Regions from separate parts of the Homo sapiens genome. Here region 2 is linked to region 1. The links are chromatin loops, found by intact Hi-C in ENCODE. Cell type or tissue: endothelial cell of umbilical vein. All regions are shown on one strand. Each heading gives the region's core, and the rest is flanking DNA. Links, peaks and the distances in the headings are about the cores only. Region 1 overlaps LINC01483 (long intergenic non-protein coding RNA 1483). Region 2 overlaps LINC01483 (long intergenic non-protein coding RNA 1483).

The links. A loop is a pair of places that touch in the nucleus more often than their neighbours do. Peaks named below come from ENCODE experiments on the same cell type or tissue, not always from the same donor. Only the 100,000 strongest peaks of a DNase experiment are listed, where the experiment ranks them.
Region 2: a loop joins it to region 1, with 7 times the contacts of the local background. A loop is called at or near these places in 2 of 110 quality-filtered maps.

What each region holds. Positions count from the first base shown.
Region 1 is chr17:69,667,534-69,677,865 of GRCh38, forward strand. The region is part of intron 3 of LINC01483 (long intergenic non-protein coding RNA 1483); the gene reads left to right. Among named protein-coding and RNA genes, the nearest start is that of LINC01483, 79 kb to the left of the region's middle. In endothelial cell of umbilical vein, for the core only: no CTCF peak of the experiment used is centred there; a DNase peak (open chromatin) is centred at 5,588; H3K27ac peaks cover 1,529 bases.
Region 2 is chr17:69,865,591-69,875,922 of GRCh38, forward strand. The region is part of intron 4 of LINC01483 (long intergenic non-protein coding RNA 1483); the gene reads left to right. Among named protein-coding and RNA genes, the nearest start is that of LINC01497, 91 kb to the right of the region's middle. In endothelial cell of umbilical vein, for the core only: no CTCF peak of the experiment used is centred there; DNase peaks (open chromatin) are centred at 4,801 and 8,891; H3K27ac peaks cover 2,238 bases.

The DNA.
Region 1 (10,332 bases), core at 1,260-9,259:
GAGTGAGACTCAGTCTCAAAAAAAAAAAAAAAAAGAAAAGAAAAGAATACTTCTCAGCTCATTTTATAAGGCCAACATTACCATGATACCAAAACCAGACATGGACATTTCAAAAAATGAACACTATAGACCAATATCACTCATAAACATAGATGTAAAAATTCTGAAGAAAATACTAGCAAAGTGAATCCAGTGCTATATAAAAAGGATAATATATCATGACCTACCGGGGTTTATGCCAAATATATAAGCTGGTTCAATATGCAAAAATCAATCAATGAACTTCATCATATCAACAGCTTGGAGAAGGAAAACCATATGATCTTCTGGATAATACTTAACACCTGTTCATGGTACAAACTCTTTTTTTTTTTTTTTTTTTGAGAGAGAGTCTCACTCTGTCGTCCAGGCTGGAGTGCAGTGCACGATCTCGGCTTACTGTAACCTCTGCCTGTAGCGATTCTTGTGCCTCAGCCTCCAGAGTAGCTGGGATTATAGGCACGCACCACCACTCCCAGCTAATTTTTTGTATTTTTAGTAGAGGCAGGGTTTCATCATGTTGCCCAGGCTGGTCTTGAACTCCTGAGCTCAGGCAATCTACCCACCTTGGCCTCCCAAAGTGCTAGGATTACAGGCATGAGCCACCCCGCCTTGCCCCATGATAAAAACTCTTTATGTAAACCAGGGGTAGGATGAAACTTTCTTATATAAGATAAAGAGCATATACTAAAAGGTGGCCTGGCGCTTACATCATACTTGATGATAGAATGTTCTCCCTCTAATATTAAAAACAAGACAAGGATATCTGCTCTCACCATTCCTAATCCACCTCATACTGGAGGTCCTTGCCAGTGCAATTATGTAAGCAAAATAAATAAAAAGCATGTAGCTTGGAAAGGAAGAACTAGCCATGTTTATATTTGCAGACAACATGATTGCCTGTGTAGAGAAGTCTAAAGAATCTTCAAAAGGGTACTAAAAGTCATAATGAGCCTGGCAAGATTGCAGGATACAAAGTCAATGTGCAAAAATCAACATATTTCAATATATTAGCATTGAAAAAATATAAATTTAAATTTAAAAAATAAAATTTATAATAGTACCAAAGCATTAAATACTTAGGTATTTCAGTTGCACATGATGATTTCTAACTTTAATTTGTTAATTTATTTTTCCAGAAAATATTTATGAGCATATAACAGCCCAAGCTTGATAAATGGTTGAGTAGGCCTGAATAGGAATTGTTTGGATGGGAACTTTTACCCAATCCATAGAGTAAGATGGAACTGGAAGTGTAAACACGGGAGCTAATTTCATTAGTTGTTTTTCAAGAAGAGACATTTTATCTTTTGAAGGTAGATTTAAAGTCAGGAATTCAAGTCTGGGAAGGCAGTCCAATAAGACAATGGCGAAAAAATTGAATCCGTGACCCAGAGTAGAGATTTTCAGACTGTGTTCCATAGATCCACAAGGTTCTGCAGAACTGCCTCAGGGTCGTGTGTGTATGTGTGCGTGTAAATGTGAGCAAATAAGGTGTGTGCATATGAGTGTATTTGTATAAATGAGGATGTACATGTGATTGTGTATGTGTAAGTGTGAACAGGAGTGTGCAAATGCAAGTGTGCATAAATGTGAGCAAATAGTTGTGTGTGTGTAAATGGGTGAATGAGGATGTGACTGTGTGCATGCATGTGTGCACTGGGGAGGGGGAAGAATGCCTACTTAGATTCTGCCTGCACTTTCCTTTCTCCCACGATCTCAGAGCAGTTTTGCTTGGTTGATAATTTACTGGAGTTCCATGTAAGATTTTTCTTGGAAAAGTTTTGTGGCTAAAAATAAATATGAAAACCTCTGATCAATTAAGCAAAGAAAAGATCACAACAATGAACAAGGATCCCCAATTGCAGGCAGCAGGTAGACAGCAAAGTTCTGCTCAAGAAGCTGGCATTGGACAGAGCCGGAAGAATTTTTCCATGACCTTATCAGGGGTAATTTGGGCTTTGAGGACGGGAACCTTAACTACTAAGGATCTAACGGACTGGTAGGGAGTTTAGTTGTTGATAGGAAAATTACAGGGAACTAGTTAGTAACGTCATTGAGGCAAGAACACATTTTGTGTTAAATTGGGCTGTAAAGGTCTGAACCATAACCATGGGAAATATGATCCAGTAGACTATGACTTGAGAGTGGCTTTGGTCCCAGACAACAGGATGGGGACAAATTTGCAGTAGGGTAATACCCCTATGCAATGCCCTTCAGGGGGTGGTTTTTGGAATAGTTCGTTGAGCATCACCTCGGCTATTTGTTTAAAATGCAGATCCTGTGCTCCTCCATCAACCTACTGAATCAGGACCTCAGGCTGGGATCCAGAAACCTGATCTTTTTAACAGAGTGCATACTGGTGAATCTGATACCCTCTCGAGTGTGGAACAACTTGCCAAGTTTTTCAGAATTCCTTGTTGCTAAGAATCATGCTGGTGCTTGTTAAACATTCAGCCTTTTAGGCCCTTTTACTAAAGATGCTGAGTGGAGATGAAACCGGGTGATTTATATGTTGAGTTATTCTTATCATAGTTAATACCAGTGAGGAATATTGAGGTAAGAGGCAAATTTGGAAAATTTCTGGCATTTATTGAAGAACTATTATAGGTAACTCACAAATAATATTAAAAATTATTTTCAGGTTTTCTTCCTCTCACTAGGAACAGTTTCATGAAAGTGTCATCATGAACAGTTCCATGAGTATGAGACAAAAATCAGGTGTGACATAAAGTGTGGGTTTTGGTAGAGACGACTAGGGGCCTACTTGCCATTATTTGCATAAATATGCCGTATCATTTGCAAGTTAAATCAGCTCATATCAAATGCCATTGATTTCCATTTTTGCACAGAAAACCATTGATTAACCTCAAGGGATTCTTCACTTAGGTATAACCCACACATATTAGAATGTTTTTTGTGCATTTCCCTTGGAAATTTACTGGATAAAAGTAAGGGCTATTTCCAAAAGGAGTTTTGGATGTATGCTCCTTTGTTTCATATGTAAGTGGGATGCACTGAAGTAAACATTTCTTTTTGCCACACTTCATTTTATTTTATTTTAATTTCTGGGGTACATGTGCAGGATGTGCAGGTTTGTTATATAGGTAAATGTGTGTCATGGTGGTTTGTTGTACCTATCAACCCATCACCTAGGTATTAAGCCCAGCGTGCATTAGCTATTTTTCCTGATGCTCTCCCTCCTCCTACCTCCCCGCAACAGGCCCCAGTATGTGTTGTTCCCCTCCCTGTGTCCACATGTTCTCATTGTTCAGCTCCCTCTTATAAATGAGAACATGTGGTGTTTGGTTTTCTGTTTCTGTTAGTTTGCTGAGGATAACGGCTTCCAGCTCCATCCATGTTCCTGCAAAGGACATGATCTTGTTCCTTTTTATGACTGCATAGTATTCCATGGCATATACATACCACATTTTCTTTATCTAGTTTATCATTGATGGGCATTTGGATTGATTCCATGTCTTTGCTGTTGTGAATAGTGCTGCAGTGAACATAGCTGTGCATGTATCTTTATAATAGAATGATTTACATTTTTTGGGGTATATACCCAGTAATGGGATTGCTGGGTCAAATGGTATTTCTGGTTCTAGGTCTTTCAGGAATCGCCACACTGTCTTCCACAATGGTTGAACTAATTTACATTCCCAACAAGAGTGTAAAAGTGTTCTTATTTCTCCACAGCCCCACCAGCATGCCATGCTTCTTAAACATTAAGGTGCATATGAATCACATTGAGTTCTTGATAAAATACAGATTCTGATTTAATGGGGCTGAGGTGGGGGACGAGATTCTGCATTTCTATTCAACCCCCAGGTGATGCCAATGCTACTGGTCCTCAGACTACCCTTCCAACAGCAAGGGACTATAATACAGCATTCTATCCCAGGAGAGGTGACTGATAAACTATATATTGCTGCTGTCTGTGAGGGCCATTAAGGAAACTCAAATTCTGTATGAATTTCACTCAACAGAAGTTGAATGAATGCGTAAGGAAATTCGAATTTTGTATGACTTTCACTCAACAGAAGATGAATGAAAATGTACCTTACCTTAAAGAACCACAGACAGGAGCAGAAAGTGCAGTCAGAAAGTTAACACAATATTATGCAATTTCCCAGAGCTTTGAACAAGTGCTTTGAGCAAGCCTTGCCAATAGAAATCTCAGCAGGGAATTAGCAGGTGCTGCCTCTACAGATGGTCTGAGAAAGTGATGTTGGGTCACGCCACCACTGAGTGCCCTGGGAACTCTGAATGGGGAGAGCAACCACTGAGCACAATGATTGAGATCCAAATGCAGTATATCTACACCCTCCAATTGCCCAAGCAGTATAGTTTCCTGGGACCGAGGAGGAAGCCAATGCTTTTGTCTGGGGCAATGAACCGGGAGATTTGGGGCTTCTCACTATTCCTGAATAACTGTGAATTTGGAATGATACTTTCATCGCACCATGAAACCTGGCTACGTTGGAAGCCTAGAAACACTTGTGTATAGTTACAGGGTGGGAATGGGTAGAGAAGAGAGCCTACATGGTGTCAACGTGGAGACCCCTAGTAAACTGAGCTTTTGATTTCCACCCTGGACAATGAGGGCCACATAAGCAATACTCTTCTAATACAATCAATGAACTTTCAGAGTTCCCTTAAAAATTGTTACCATTGTAAATTTGACTTGACCTTTTTTCTTCATGACTGCCGCAATTAAGCCTCAACTGTCCATACTTCTTTCTGGGTTGGGGGAATTAGTTTCATGCAGCTAGTTTTTCACTGTATTCCTTCTAGTGAATATTGTAAAGTTTTATTTCTCTTCTACAGAATAGAATGTGCTTACCTCAATGTCCTTGGCTGCAAAACTTAGATGAGTTTTTATCTCAATAGATTATTAGCTTTTCCATAGAAAGTTTAAAATTCAAATTATGCAACATGACAGAGTACAAAAGCTGAGAAAATTTAATGCAGCAAAGTCTATCTTCAAATTTCCTATTATTTAGTAATTTTAAGTACATGTTAATTAAAGAATTTTAGATTTTGGAATTGTTATTTTCTAATGAAATTTGAATATTTGGAATAAAGGGACTGAAGATTAGGAGTCTGAAGTGAGATGTCACATTGCAGTTTCTTTAGTAAACATACAATTTTCATAACTCTATTCATGATTTTTATTGATAATTATTGAAAGAAAATACCTCTCTCTCTCTCTGTCTCTGTCTCTCGTTCTATCACTTATTCTTCTTAGTCCTTTGGCAGAAAAGAAAACCCAGAGGTCGGAAAATAGGAACTTCAGGTTTGGAGTTATACAGAGCCAAGTCTTTAACTGTGACTGGATGGTTTTTTAGGTTTACGTTTATTTCCTGCAAAGTGTTTCTATGCCAATTTCACTGTCTTTGAGTAGTTAAATGGCTTTCTGCAAGTAGTCAATGTGGGTAAATTTCCTTGGAATTAGTCTGGGGAAGTTAAGATCAGTTGTACTGCTGATGGCTTATCAGTGTCCTAGCAGGAAAATGTGTTCCTGATGAGTAAGCCATTGAGCTTGTTCAAGGCATCCAAGTTGGCCCAGACAGATGGTTAGTGGCAGATAAGATACATTAAGAAGGTGCTGATTCTATTGCCTTGGAATTTTTTGAAACAAATTTTGTGTTCAAAGGAAAAACAAACAGGCAAATGAACAAACAGCAAAACCAGAAACAAGAACAAACTAGTCTCTTAATATACAAAATCAAAGGAAAATAAGTCAAAGAGATGAATATGTGCATTATTTCTTTTAGTCTAACTCTCCAGATGGCAATTTTGTATCAGTGTTATTGAGAGCATGAGCTCACCAAATTGATATCCCACAAGGGGACATCACACTAGGACATCCTACTGAGACCTTCCCTTCCAGGAGACATTGGTTGACCTATTTGCTCAGACTTGAGGCTGAAGGTTAAACATCACATAGAGAGTTCTTACACATCAATTTAAAAGTTTGTTGGAAATAGAGTACAGACATGCAGGAAATGTGGAATTACTATTAAACATTTGAAAAAATGTTCACTCTGACAAGCAAGTAATTCTAATGAAAGTAATATGACAGCATTATTTTTGGGCCCATTAAAGTAAATAGCGTAAACAGGAAGAATATATTCAATAATGATACCCATTGAAATCAAGTGCCCAATTAATGAAGCAGGCATTCTTCTAAACTTCTTGTTGCCTTGGAAATTGGTGTAACTTTCTTTTTGTTTTCTTTCTTTCTTTCCTTCCTTCCTTCCTTTTTCTTTCTTTCCTTCCTTCCTTCCTTCCTTCTTTCTTTTTTTTTCTTGAGACAGAGTCTTGCTCTGTCACCCAGACTGGAGTGCAGTGGTGTGATCACAGCTCACTGCAACCCCCGCCTCCCAGGCTCAAGCGATTCTCCTACCTCAGCCTCAGGAATAGCTAGGATTACAGGCACATGCCACCACACCCAGTTAATTTTTGTATTTTTAGTAGAAATGGGGTTTCACCATGTTGGTCAGGCTGGTCTTGAACTCCTGACCTCAGGTGATCCGACCCTCTCAGCCTTCCAAAGTGCTGGGATTACAGGCATGAGCCACCACACCTAGCCCAAATTGGTATAACTTTCTAAAGGCCAATTTGGTAATATACGCATTCAGAATTTCAACTCTTTATATTATTTTACCTATCCTAAAACATAAACATGATCATGGTTTTCTGCATTATAATCCTCTGTTGGTTCCCTCTTAATTAAAGCAGGGATCATCAAACTTTTTCTGTAAAGGGCAAGATAGAAAATATTTTAGGGCTTGCGGGCCACGTCGTCTCTATTTCAATTACTCAGCTCTGCTGTCATGCACAAAACAGCCATAGAATACAGGTAAACTGTGCTCAAAGAAAATTTATTTATAGACACTGAAATTTGGATTTCATATAATTCTCACATCTTACTAGATACTATTCTTATGTTTTTTCCAACCATTAAAGACTGTAAAAACCATTCTTAGCTTATGGTTCCCAAACAGGTGGCAGGCTGGATTTGGGCCTCTGGCTCCAGTTTGCTGACCTATAGCTTAAAGCATAAATCCCCCAACCACCAAATCCTTTACAACGTTCTCCCCAAACAAGTTATGCACTTGCATATCACCTGCAGCTGTGTGCTTATGTCTGCCTTTCGCTTTGCCTAGAATGTCATCTCCATTGCCACCTTCCTGAAATTATTTTTATTACCTATGTTGACTTAGAGATGAGCTTTGTCTCCACCACCTGGGACAGAGGGTGCCAGGCCTGAATAGATCTTTTCTGATCACCAAATCTCCCCTTAATAAAAGTAGAGAAGTGCTTTAGTGTATTCTTCTATAAAACAAAGAAACAAAATCTTTAAAATGTAAATACCAGATTAAAGCAGGATTTTTGGTATGATTTAGTGTGAATCAAAGTATATCCAATTTGACCAGTGAAAACCACTTAGATCTCTTTTGATAGCATAGGGACTGAAGATTGCAGGAGGGTGTTGGATGACTGAGTTTGTAAGAAAGATTATCAGGCAGGACAATGGGAAAACAGGTACAGAAAGGGGAAGTTGGGCATATAAGCAAGCAACAATACATCAGGGCTTTGCATGGGGTAGACCTTGTTTATTTTCAGTTGGAGTGAGACAAATAGAGAAAGTGGTTATGCAACTGAACAACAAAACATGTCAATTTCTCATGATTTATTACTTTTTACAAAATAATTTACTACAGTAAAATTACAGTAAATTACTGTTTATAAAGAGTAATTATCTCCTTATAAAGAGATAATAAAATTGGTCAATTACATTTCATTATAGTGTTTGTTAAAATTTATGATGTTTCAATAAATGAATTCTAAAATATCTTTTTACAAAAGCCATTTTGTGAAGTGGGTTGCTAGTCTTGAACTCAATAACCCATACCTCTGAAGAGCCCAATGATATGGAACATGAGGTGATACTGATAATAATGCTTTATTGTGGTATACATATATATGTATTACTTACTGAATTGCTGTATGTTTTATACACATGTATATACCTTACTTAAAATAAATATCTTTGGGAAAACTAACCTTATGAACTCTCATCTATAAAGTAATAAAATAATATTAATAGTTAATTACCAATAACTAAATGAATATTCCCTTTTTTTTTTTTTTGAGATGGAGTCTCGCTCTGTCGCCCAGGCTGGAGTGCAGTGGCGCAATCTCAGCTCACTGCAAGCTCCGCCTCCCGGGTTCATGCCATTCTCCTGCCTCAGCCTCCCAAGTAGCTGGGACTACAGGCGCCTACCACCATGCCCAGCTAATTTTTTTTTTTTTTTTTTTTTTTTTTTTTTAGTAGAGATGGGGTTTCACCGTGTTAGCCAGGGTGGTCTCGATCTCCTGACCTGGTGATCCGCCCACCTTGGCCTCCCAAAGTGCTGGGATTACAGGCGTGAGCCACTGCGCCCGGCCCTAAGTAATTGTTTCTTATGTGACAGGTACTGTCTAAATACTTCACATTCAAGATCTTTTTCCTTGCTTAAATATTAATCATAGAACATTCCAAACATACAAAAGAAAACAGACCACTATTGTGATCTGGCTAGTACTCAACCCCCGGCTTCAACAACTAACAATTCATGGCCAAATTCATTTTATCTCTGCACTGATACCCTCCTCCCATGTTATTTTGAAAGCAATCCTAGACATCATATTATGTCATCCGTAATATTTCTGCTTGCATCTCTAAAAGACAAGGTCTCAAAAATATAAAACCACAGTGCCATTATCTCACTTAAAAATAATTAGCAGTAGTTTCTTAGTATCATCAAATATCTAGTCAGTGACTATTTGTATTTTAAATTTTTACAAATTCTTTGAATTCGGATCCAAATAATTTCCATGTTACAATAGGTTGATATTTGAAGTCTTTCAAATAACTTTTAATTTATAGGCTCCCTCTCTTGCTCTCTCTCTCTGCTTCTTTCTCTCTCTCTTTGCAATTTATTCATTTAATAAACTGGGCTATTCTGTCTGTAGTCTGGATTTTGCAGATAGTATTTCACACGGCTCTGTCCTCTGAGCTTCCTATAAATCGATAGTTATGTGTAAAGACTTCATCAAATAAATCTGAAAATTAATTGGTGGTATGGTTGTGGGCAGGGGGAGGCTTGTGGGTAGCTTTAGTTTCTTCTGGAGGGAGACTTATTTTCTTTTTATGATGTTTGTAGATGCTGTTGTTAGCAACCTACATCCTAGGTGAATTCATTGGGGTTTGAAAAATTCTTATAGTCTAATTCTAACATTTTTTTTCATGCATTAGCTAGGAACTTCTATAAAGAGAAATGCCTCATTTACAACTCTTCTTCCAAATGGTACAGTTTCTATAGGAAAATAATAAATGCTGAATTTTTTTCTATGTATTTTTTAGTTTTCAAAATAATGAGGTAGTAAGCATCATCCAACTATGATCAATTAGTGTGATTATTTATTTTGGGGAGATTATTGTGATCTCATATATTATACATACATATAAAAATGCAGGCATGCATACATGAAATACATCCTTGGGATGTGCCAATCCATTGCAGTTATTCTCCTTATTGGTGTTCAAATTATCCCCCACTTTGACCAGCGGGAGCTGATTCGGGTGGCTCCTGAGTGCTTTTACAAGACATCTATTGTCTTCTAGAGGGTTCTTTTCATATGGTAGAATTCCAGTCTAATTTGTACATTTCCTGTTCTATATCTGTACACAACCATTTCTACAAGAAGCCCTGGTTCGTTTCAGTGGGAAAAAGTATTTGGACGCTACAGTCTAGTCTGTAGGGGTCATCATTGCTACTGGGTTGGCTTTCTTAGTCGGCAGTACTAAGAAATATATAGATATGTTTTAAAGATAAAAAATCATGAGTTTGTATCGATCTTCCAATTAAAATTCACAACTACTTGAGGTTTTCACTTAACCTATTTTGATATCACGTCTTTATCTTCTTTCTCCAATTCAGTAATCCTGTTCTCAATAATATAGGGGATTATAGAATTAGAGTATCACATAAATATTCATCTCTTTGTTCCTATAATGTACACACAACAGTCTGGAAATAACAACATCAATGCTAATACCAACAATATAATTATAGAAAAGAGTATACAACTTTATTTTTTGGAAGTTGTCTTTGTCCTCAGCATATTACAGCGTTAGAGTACACCCTTCCAGAATGTGCAGACAAATTGTTGTGTTTTAGAGTCACATAGTTTAGTTTCTCTGCATGTGACTATGCCACCAACTATATTTGTACCTGT
Region 2 (10,332 bases), core at 1,300-9,299, 200 kb after region 1:
ATCCGCCCGCCTGGATCTCCCAAAGTACTGGGATTACAGGTGTGAGCCACCACACCTGGCCAGCTCTAAACACTCTTTTAAGGACATTTATCAATGAAAGGGAGCAGAGATAAGAGGCGTATGGCAGAAGTTGTGGGTTTCAAGGAGAGTTTATTTTGTCTTGGTAAGATAGGATTGCCCATCTTTAAATGCTATTGAAAAGGAGCCAACATATATGGAGAAGTTAACAACTTGGAAGAGAAATGAAATAATCAAGATAACCAAGCCCATCAGAAGGATCAAAGGTTGGGTTTTAGAATGCAGGTTGGGGACAGCACTTCTTCCTTTAGAATGGAATGAAGAGAATCTGTCCCTGGTTAGCTCCTAAGCCTAGAAGGAAGTCAAGAGCTCCCGTGTGCTGGCTATTCTGTGAAACAGGAAGATGTGTTTACCTGCATAGTGTTGGGGCAAATGACAGGGTTAAAATGTTGAAGGGCTTAAGAGGGTTTAAATAGTTCCTTTGGAAAATGAAGGCTGAATAAAGAAATTCAAGAGAGAGCTGGACAGCATCAGGCATGCCTTGAGGTTAGGGGCTTGAGGTTAGAGGTTAGGTGTTTTTAAGGCATCAACCTGTAAGACAGCATAATTTTCTCTAAGCAGGGAAAAAGGTGACATTTTGACTTATCTGGGTGGCTGGAACAGAAAACAAACAAACAAACAAAAAAAGCAAAAACATTAAACTTAGGGAGGTCAAGGTACTGACAAAGAAGTGTGAAAGGAAAATAAATATTGGGCCCCCAAAATCACTCAAGCTGGGAACTGCTTAGGGCAAACCTGCCTCCCACTCTATTCAGAGTCACACCTCTGCTCACTGAGATAAATGCATATCTGATTATGTATTTGGAGCAGCTAATCAGAGGCTCAAAAGAATGCAACCATTTGTCTCTTATCTACCTATGACCTGGAAGCCCCTCCTTTAAGCTGTCCTACCTTTTTGGACTAAACCAATGTGTATGTTACACATATCAATTGATGTCTCATGTCTCCGTAAAATGTATTAACACCAAGCTGTGCCCCGACCACCTTTGGCACATGTCATCAGGACTTCCTGAGGCTGTGTCATGGGTGTATGTCCTCAACCTTGGCAAAATAAACGTTCTAAATTAACCGAGACCTGTCTCAGATTTTTGGGGTTCACAGAAGTCTCTGGGCTGGTGAACAGTGAGCTGCATAGGGAAGGAAGTGAGGAAGGAGGGGCTTATGGGAATAAGTAAAGGCTCAAAGGGTTGGAGATTGTATGCAGGGGAAGTACAGGTAAAGAGAAGCACCCGAGAGGGAGCTAAAACTGTAGGCGTCCGTCCAAGAAGTATCGGTGGCATTTACTGTAATAAGGATGACATTTGACTGTGGGAACAAGGAGCTAATGAAGTGTGCAGGGAAAGGGGACTGGAGTGCTGAGAGTGTGGAGGAACCAAGAGGGCCGGGCATCAGAGGTGTCATCCCTGTGCCTATTGGAGACTCGCAGAGTGTTGGTAGGAACTGTGATGGCAATGAAGATGGAAAGCCACATGCCAAAGTCCTTGATGAAGGAAGAGTGGGTACTGGGGAGTGGATTGATGAGGACAACATGGCAGGGCAGAGGAGAGTCAAATGCAGGAACTTCAAAGGGAAAAGAGGTTTTACCCCAGGCAGATAAACTCATGGATTTGGAAGATCTGCAGAAGAAATTTTACCTCTGGGAGAATCAGGTCGTAATCACCACAGTGAGGCAGAGAAATATAGAGTAGAAAGGTTAAAGATGTAGGAGTTTATTTTGCTATGGGATTACCCCCATGGAAGAATGGATTTCATCTAATCATTCAGGAAAGATATTTTTGGGGGGCTTACTATTCTAGAAACTGGGTATACAGAAGTAAACAAAATAAGCTAATTTACAGTATCCATAAAGTTTTTACATTCTAGTTGGAGGGAGATAGAGGAAAATCACATAGAATGATATTCAAATACACAGACATACCTACCTACAATCCTCTTGCTGTTTTGCTAATTGTAGCAAAGTAATATTGTATATATACTGCATATTCATAAATTGCACGTTATCTTACTAACTTGGATAAACTTAGTCTTTATTAGATGTTAATAGGAGTTGCAAAAGAAGAGAACTTGCAAAAAAAGAGAACTTTGTCAAAAGGATGTTTGGATTTATATGTTTAGAATAAGAGATGGTGGCTGGGCATGGTGGCTCACACCTGTAATTCCAGCACTTTGGGAGGCCAAGGTGGGAGAGTTGCTTGAGCCCAGGAGTTCGAGACCAGACCGGGCAACATAGGGAGATCTCATCGTTACAAATAAGCAAAAAGTTAGCTGGGTATAGTGGAGCATGCCTGTAGTCCCAGAAACTCAGGAGGCTGAGGTAGGAGGATGGTTTGAGCCCAGAAGTTCAATGCTGCCGTGAGCCATGATGGTGCCACTGCAATCCAACCTGGGTGACAGAGTGAGACCTTGTCTCAAAAAAAAAAAAAAAAAAAAAGAAAAAAAGAAAAAGAAAAGAAAAACCCCAAACAAAAAGAATAAGAATAAGAATAAGAGATGGCTGACCTGTACACAATATGTCAAGTGGTGTGTTGGCCAGTTTTTGCATTACTGTAAAGAAATATCTGAGACTGGGTAATATATATAGAAAAGAGGTTTATTTGGCCCATGCTTCTGCAGGCTGTACAGGAAGAATGGTGCCAGCTTCTGCTTCTGGTGAGGCCTCAGGAAGCTTACCATCATGGCAGAAGGAAAAGGGGAAGTTGGTGTATCACACAGCCAGAGCAGGAAAAGGAGAGAGGGAGCAGGGCCCACACACTTTTAAACAACCAGATCTCATGTGAACTCAGAGTGAGAACTCACTCATCACCAAGGGGGTGGTGATAATCCATTCATAAGAGATTCACCCCCATGATCTGAACACCTCCCACCAGGTCCTACCTCCAACACTGGATACTACATTTTATCATGAGATTTGGAGGGGACAAATATCCAAACCGCATCAGGTAGAGATGAGTTTAGTAAAGAAACATCCAGGCCGGGTGCGGTGGCTCACGCCTGTAATCCCAGCACTGTGGGAGGCCAAGGCAGGTGGATCGCAAGGTCAGGAGTTCAAGACCAGCCTGGCCAACATGGTGAAACCCCATCTCTACTAAAAATACAAAAATTAGCCAGGTGTGGTGGCGGGCACCTGTAGTCCCAGCTTCTCGGGAGGCTGAAGCAGGAGAATCGCTTGAACCCAGGAGGCGGAGGTTGCAATGAGCTGAGATCACACCACTGCACTCCAGCCTGGGCGACAGAGCAAGACACTGTCTCAAACAAACAAACAAAACATCCAGCCGGGTAAATTGAAGGCACAAGATTTTGAGAGAAAGTGAAGAAGTTAAACTTGCTAAGGAGTGGCTTTATGCACTGGGGGAAGAGAGGGAACAGATATTGCAGGTAGCACTAGGAAGAGTCTGTCAGGCAGAAGACACAACACAGAGTTGCAGAGGTGGCTTTGAGTGAGTGGTAATCTGTGGAAGAGGTGTCTAATGACAGGAAAGTACAGATAATCCTGCGGACAAGATGAGGAAGGCTAGATAACTAGAAAGCCTTCGGTCTTGAGTATTGATCTAAAATGGGGAAGTGAATATAGTGAACTGTAAGATTTTTTATATTCAAAAATGCTGCAGCCACAAAAAAGAATGTCCTTTGCAGGGACATGGATGAAGCTGGAAACCATCATCCTCAGCAAACTAACACAGGAACAGAAAACCAAATACCGCATGTTCTCACTCATAAGTGGGAGCTAAACAACGAGAACACATGGACACAGGGAGGGGAACATCACACACCGGGGCCCGTCGGAGGGTAGGAGGAAAGGGGAGGGAGAGTATTAGGACAAATACTTAATGCATGCGGAGCTTAAAATCTAGATGATGGGTTGATGGGTGCGGCAAACCACCATGACACATGTATCCCTATGTAACAAACCTGCATGTTCAGCACATGTATCCCAGAACTTAAAGGAAAAGGAAAAAAAAAATGCTGGAAGCCATTGCCCCAAATGCTGAGTTCTAAGCAGAAAACTTGCAAGTTAGAATCCTGAGGACTCCAAGGTTAAGGCAGCACATGGATATTCAGTTGCCTTCTCTCTAGACTCCAGAGTCCCTGCAGAAGTCTGGCAAAGATAGCCTGGTCTGATCATCTTCAGAATCTAAACACACCTCATTTACATAACTACTCACTGTAGGTTGTTTTCAGTTGCCTTCTAAGATTGAAAATGCTAAGGCTTCCCCAGGTTTCAATATTACTTGGTCATTTTTTTTGGTAAGAATCTGACAGGTCAGTAGTTAGATGACCAAATGTTTGAAGAAAGAGTTACTGAAAGGTGATATGGTTGGATTGGTGCTTTAAGTTGAAGACTGTGGACATAATGGGTAGAATAAGAATCCCCGAATAATGGTTGTGATTGTGAAAATGGAAAGTAGATGATAACCTTAAAGAATTTGTGAAGTTGAAGAAAGTGGAGCATTTGCTGGAAAGCACTTCCTCAAAATCTTGCATCTCAAAGGAGTACTGGTTCTGCCTGACAGAACAGCATTGACCTCCACCTGAAAGAGCAGGCCTGACTCAGTGCGTCTCTGGTCCCCACACTGCAGTCACAGTGTGGACATTCTTTTGCAGTGTGTGGTAGCTCCCCCAGGGCAGTGGGCCTGAAGAGACTTGGGGGTAAGTGGTCAGGATTGCTTCCTGCAACAGTGAGAGGTCCTGACTCATGGGCTCTGGATCCCCTCTGACTAATGATCTGCAACTGACCCTCTGCTTGTTCTCTAGCAGGTCCATTCAAGGCAGGAATTGTAATTTCCTAGGACACAATGCTAGGTGAAAGGGTTCATTGTGTCACCAAGAATGACACAGTAATTTAAGCCTGGGAATGCAATTTATTCAAACTCCTCATTTCCTAAATGAGCTCAGATTAGAACAATCTCTTAAAGAACAATTTTAGAAATGTTGATGTTTTTCTTTTTCTTTTCTTCTTTTTTTTTTTTTTTTTTTTACAGGGGGTGGGTGAGTGAGTAGGATGGAGGTGGCCATGGAAAGAAAGGAGAGGAGGAGGCTTTCCATAACCATGACTTGAAATGACCGAGTCAGAAGGTTATGGCTGTTAGGAGGAGTTAGGACCAAGAAACATGCACTTTCTGCCAGTGGGGTCCAAAGTATTCTGCATATCTCAGACAAGTGCAAACCTGCCTTGCCTTTCTCTCTGTCTCCCTAGGAGGTACTGTTTGTGTGACAAAGAGAGTTGTCAGTAATCCAGCAGACACCCTCTTGTACTGCATTGAAATCCAGCACATTCCTCCCTACAGTAGGAAGGACAGACTGGGCTTGCTTTGGGGTTTATTAACCATCTTGAACTATTTTCCAAATGTTTTAGGTTCGAAAAAACCTGAATCACATTGGGCCACAGCCACTTTTTCTTCTTCGCTATTAAGCCTATGTGTATTTTATGGGAAATGTAATCCATATGTTTCTGATTCCTTTACACTTAACTCATCAAGCAGGATTTGTTAAAGCTATTTCATGCCCTGGATGCCTTTTGAGCCGTTTCCTTGTGACTTTCAAAGCCTTTTATTCTCCAGAAATAGGAAGTTACATTTTATGAAATGTAAATGAGCTTGAACCCCCAAAGGTCTTATTTGGGTCAGAATTTGGAACACTTGGGATCAGTAAGAAGCATGCTCTATTCCACTCTTTCAGAGGAATTTCAGCTCAGGGAATACTTTTACACTTTTCAATGCATAAAATTGGCTAAACTTTAATTAAGATGTACTTGGGAGAAAAAAAAAGCAAAAAAAAAATTTCATTGTAAGAGCACATATCATTAATGAAAAGGGGTAAATATTTCTGAATAAATAAAAGCTACCTCAGCTAAATTACCATAAAATAAAATAAACCGAAACAACCAAATACGTCTCCGAACATCACTAACTATGATCCTGTTGCTAAATTGCTGTTTTAATTTTGTGGCCCTAAAGTGAATCTCCAGTAAATATTTTTTCAATACCTCCCACCAGAACAATTAAAATAATTTTCCAGGAGCAAAGCTGTTTTCATGTCTTGGCAAAATATCCTGTTGTCTGAGAGCTCCTATTCTTCAGCAGTAGAAGTTTGCAATTAAAAAAATTAAAGAAATGCATAATCTAAAAATTCTCTCCTCTCCTCTAATTCTAGGAAGAAATTCCATGTTGGGTGTGACATAATAAAACAGGCTCAATTCCGAGCCTTTGCAATTGTTTCTTTTTCTGCCTGGATTAATCTTCCCTACGATCATGAATCTGTCTCCTCTGTTATCTCTTCACTGAGGCCGGCTCTAACTGTCTGGACTGAAAGAACTCTCCCAATTCTCCTTTTGTTACTCTCTACTCCATTTATCCGTTTTACGTTTTTCACAGGAATTAGCATCATCTACCATTGCTTAATGTCATTTGTGCACTTATATTTTCTTTTCTCAATGAGAATCTAAACACATCCCTGTATCCCGTTACTAAAACGTTAGCTGACAAATGGCAAGCACTCAATCAATGTTTACTAAATTTAATTGCAACAATTTGTTCAACACCTATTGACACGTATTATGCACCAGGTTTTATGCTAGATATCAGAGATATAATGAAATATAAAACCAAGTTCCTGTTCTCAAGAACCTCCCATCTTGAGGACAGAGAATATAAGTCAATTACTCTAGTGGTGTGTGGTAATTTTACTGGGGTCCTAATCCAGACCCCAAAAGAGGGTTCTTGGATCTCCTGCAAGAAAGAATTCAGGGAAAATCCATAGAGTAAAGTGAAAGCAAGTTTATTAAGACAGTGAAGGAATAAAAGAATGTCTGTTCCATAGACAGAGAAGCCCAGAGGGCTGCTGGTTGCCCTGGTTATTTGTTGATTATATGCTAAACAAGGGGTGGTGGATTATTTATGCCTCCCCTTTTAAAACCATATAGGGTAACTTCCTGATGTTGCTATGGCATTTGTAAACTGTCATGGCGCCGGTGGGAGTGTAGTAGTGAGGACAACCAGCGGTTACTCTCGTGGCCATATTGGTTTTGGTGGGTTTTGGCTGGCTTCTTTACTGCAACCTGTTTTATCAGCAAGGTCTTTATGACCTGTATCTTGTGCCAACCTTCTGTCTCATTCTGTGACTTAGAATGCCTTAACCATCTGGGAGTACAGCCCAGTAGGTCTCAGCCTCATTTTACCCACCTCCTATTCAAGATGGAGTTGCTCTGGTTCACATGCCTCTGACAGTAAGCTAAAGTTTGCTTGAGAAAAGTGAATTGAAAAAGCCTAGTTATTTTATTGCATAATTAGAATAAGAGGTATCAGAAGCACATTTATCAAAGCTACCAGATAGGAATTAACTTCTTCTAGGATAAAATACATTGTTGTATTTATCACCCTAATGTAGTTTGGAAAAAGCCTACCTTATTGTGCAATATAAATCAAGACTTAAGAGAAACTGTAGAGGATACTAGTTAAGGGAACTTAAACACATTTTTTTTCCTTGATTTTATAGGTAGGTTTTCAAATGGGAAATGAATTGTTTACGTTCATTTGCAAAATGAAGAGAAGGGAAAGAAAAGGCGCTAAGGCTAGACTCACAAAAGCCGAATTCTCATGTGAAGTCCAGCCTTGTGGCTACCCATAAAGCAGTGGCATTCCAGGTTTATCAAAGCCTGAAAATAAAATACAACTATCCAGAACGTATTGGTAAGAGAAGATGTTAATCTTGATCCTCAGGTTCAAATAGAAAAACACCTTCCAAGTTGAAACTCTTCCCTGCCTTTTCAAGCCAGAAGAGTCCACATTGGTGTCTATACAACTTGATTGAATAATTGACAACTCTCATCTCTGCACTTTGCCCTTTAGATTTTCTCACACGCCTTGCCAAACCAACATCTTGGGAACATGGACACCACAAACTTTTTAAAATGGAAATATGTGGACTCCCATAGAAGACGTGCTACAAGCACATAAAACTGACTAAAAGCTTTCTGAGAACAGAAACCAAGTTGGAGCTCACCTTTCTCGCATTTCTATCCACAGTAATTCCTACTCAAAGTCAGTTAAGGGAATTTAATTGCCAATTAAATTAGTGCCTTTTCTCACCTGTAAGAGGTCACTTGCATTATTTTTAGTATATTTGGAAATGAAGGCATAGAAACATACACCAGGCTTCCAGGTTACTTGGCGACAAGGTTTTTTTTTCCTAAAATTTCTAGGAATAGGCTACCTCCATGTCTGTAATGGGGGTAACATCAGCGTGAATGGAAGAGTAAAGATTTCTAAAAATCTGCTTCTCTATAAAAACAATAAGAACACTGGCAAAATTTCCAAAATCAGCTTTTCCAGACCTGGGAAACCTCGCAGAAATCCAAGGAGCATTTACTCAGAAAAAAACCTGCTGCATCTCTTGGAAAAACAGCAATCTATGTGCAGTTGTAAGTTACCCTGTGAAATCCTCTCCTCCAGGATTTACAGCAGCATTGAAAACATAGCCCTGCAATCATGGTGACAACTAGCAGCCTAGAAACCACTAGAAGGGGAAGAATGAGTGTGGAGCTCCCCTAAACCCCAATCCCTGAGCTTTATTTGATTCTGTAGGGCAGTACACTGGAAGTGCAATTGACAGCACTTGTTTTTATTTGACCTGACTCAAAGCTTGGCCAGTGTGAAAGGCCTTTTTCTCAAGGCATTTGTTGAAAACAATCAGCAGTAATTACTCATCATTGCAGATGCCTGAGGCATTGATAACAGTTGGGCCAAACAAGGAGCTGAATTAAAAAGAAAAAGAAAAGCTGGAAAATGAGATATCCATGGAGACTTGGAAGACCTCCAACATATTTCTGAGACTCTAGGAGGCAATAGGTCTACATAGAATTTTGTAAATTTCCAGAAAATTTCTTAGAAAGTCTGAGTTCTCACTTCTGGCTTACTTGGAGACTCTATGCAAGCAGGAAGTGAAGATTAAGTCAGAGTTGTAAAATGCCAAAGTGAGCTGCAATGACTATACTAATATCAGAGTGAGCTGTAATGACTATACTAATATCAGACAAAATGTGCCTTAAGACTAACTGTCATTAGTGACAAAGAAGGATACTTTTTAATGATAAAAGAGTTAATCAAGAAGACATGCTAGGTATAAACATATATGTACTGAACAACAGAGTTCCAAAATGCATGAGGCAAATACTGAGAGAATTGAAGGAAGACATAAATAGTTCAACGTTAATAGTTGGAGACATTGATATTTCACTTTTAATAATGGCTAGAATAACTGGACAGAGACCAGTAAAAAATAGAATGTCTGAATAGCAAAGCTAAAAGAGATCTATATAGCTAGCACCCTACCCAAAAACTTGAGATTACATTCTTCTCATGTGCAGAAGGTACATTCCCCAAGATGAATCATGTGTGAAGCCATAAAATGTCTCAATAAATGTAAAAAAATTAAAATTATACAAAGCATGTTCTCTGATCATAAGAAAATGAAATGGGAAGTTAATAACAAAAGGAAATTTAGGAAAATTAAACAACACTCTTAAATAACCAAAAAGCCAAAAGAGACAGCATAAAGAACATAAATTATTTTTACAAATGAGAACAAAACCACAACACACTAAAACTTACAGAATGCAGCTATTACAGTCATTTAGAAGGAAATTGATAGTGGTAAATGCCTATATTAAGAAATAATAAAGATCGCAAATCAATAGCCTGATTTTCTCCTTTTAGAAGCTAATAATACAAAAGCAAATTAAATGCAAAGTAAACAGAAAGAAAGAAATGAAAATGATTGAAGTAGAAGTAAATAGAGAATAGAAAAACAATAGAGGACATAAATAAAATCAAAAGTAGGTTATTTGGAAAAATCAACAACATTGACAAAGTTTAGGTAGGCTGACCAAGAAAAACAGGGAGAAAATGTAAATGATCAAAATCAGGTATGAATGGGAGTACTTACTACTGAACCTAGAGAAATAAAAAGAATATAAGCAGTTGTATGTCAACAAATTCCTAGAAAGACAAAAACTACCTAAACTGACTTGAGAAGAAATAGAAAAGCTAAATATACTTATAACAATAAAGTGACTATTAGTAATAACAAATTTTTCACAAGAAAACCCTGGGACATGATGACAAGAATGACTGATGAATCCTACCAAGTGTTTAAAAAAGAATGAATATCAATCCTTCACAACCTCTTTCAAGAAACATAGGAGGAGGAGACATTGCCCAGCGCCTTCGATGAGGGCATTATACCAAATACCAAAACCAC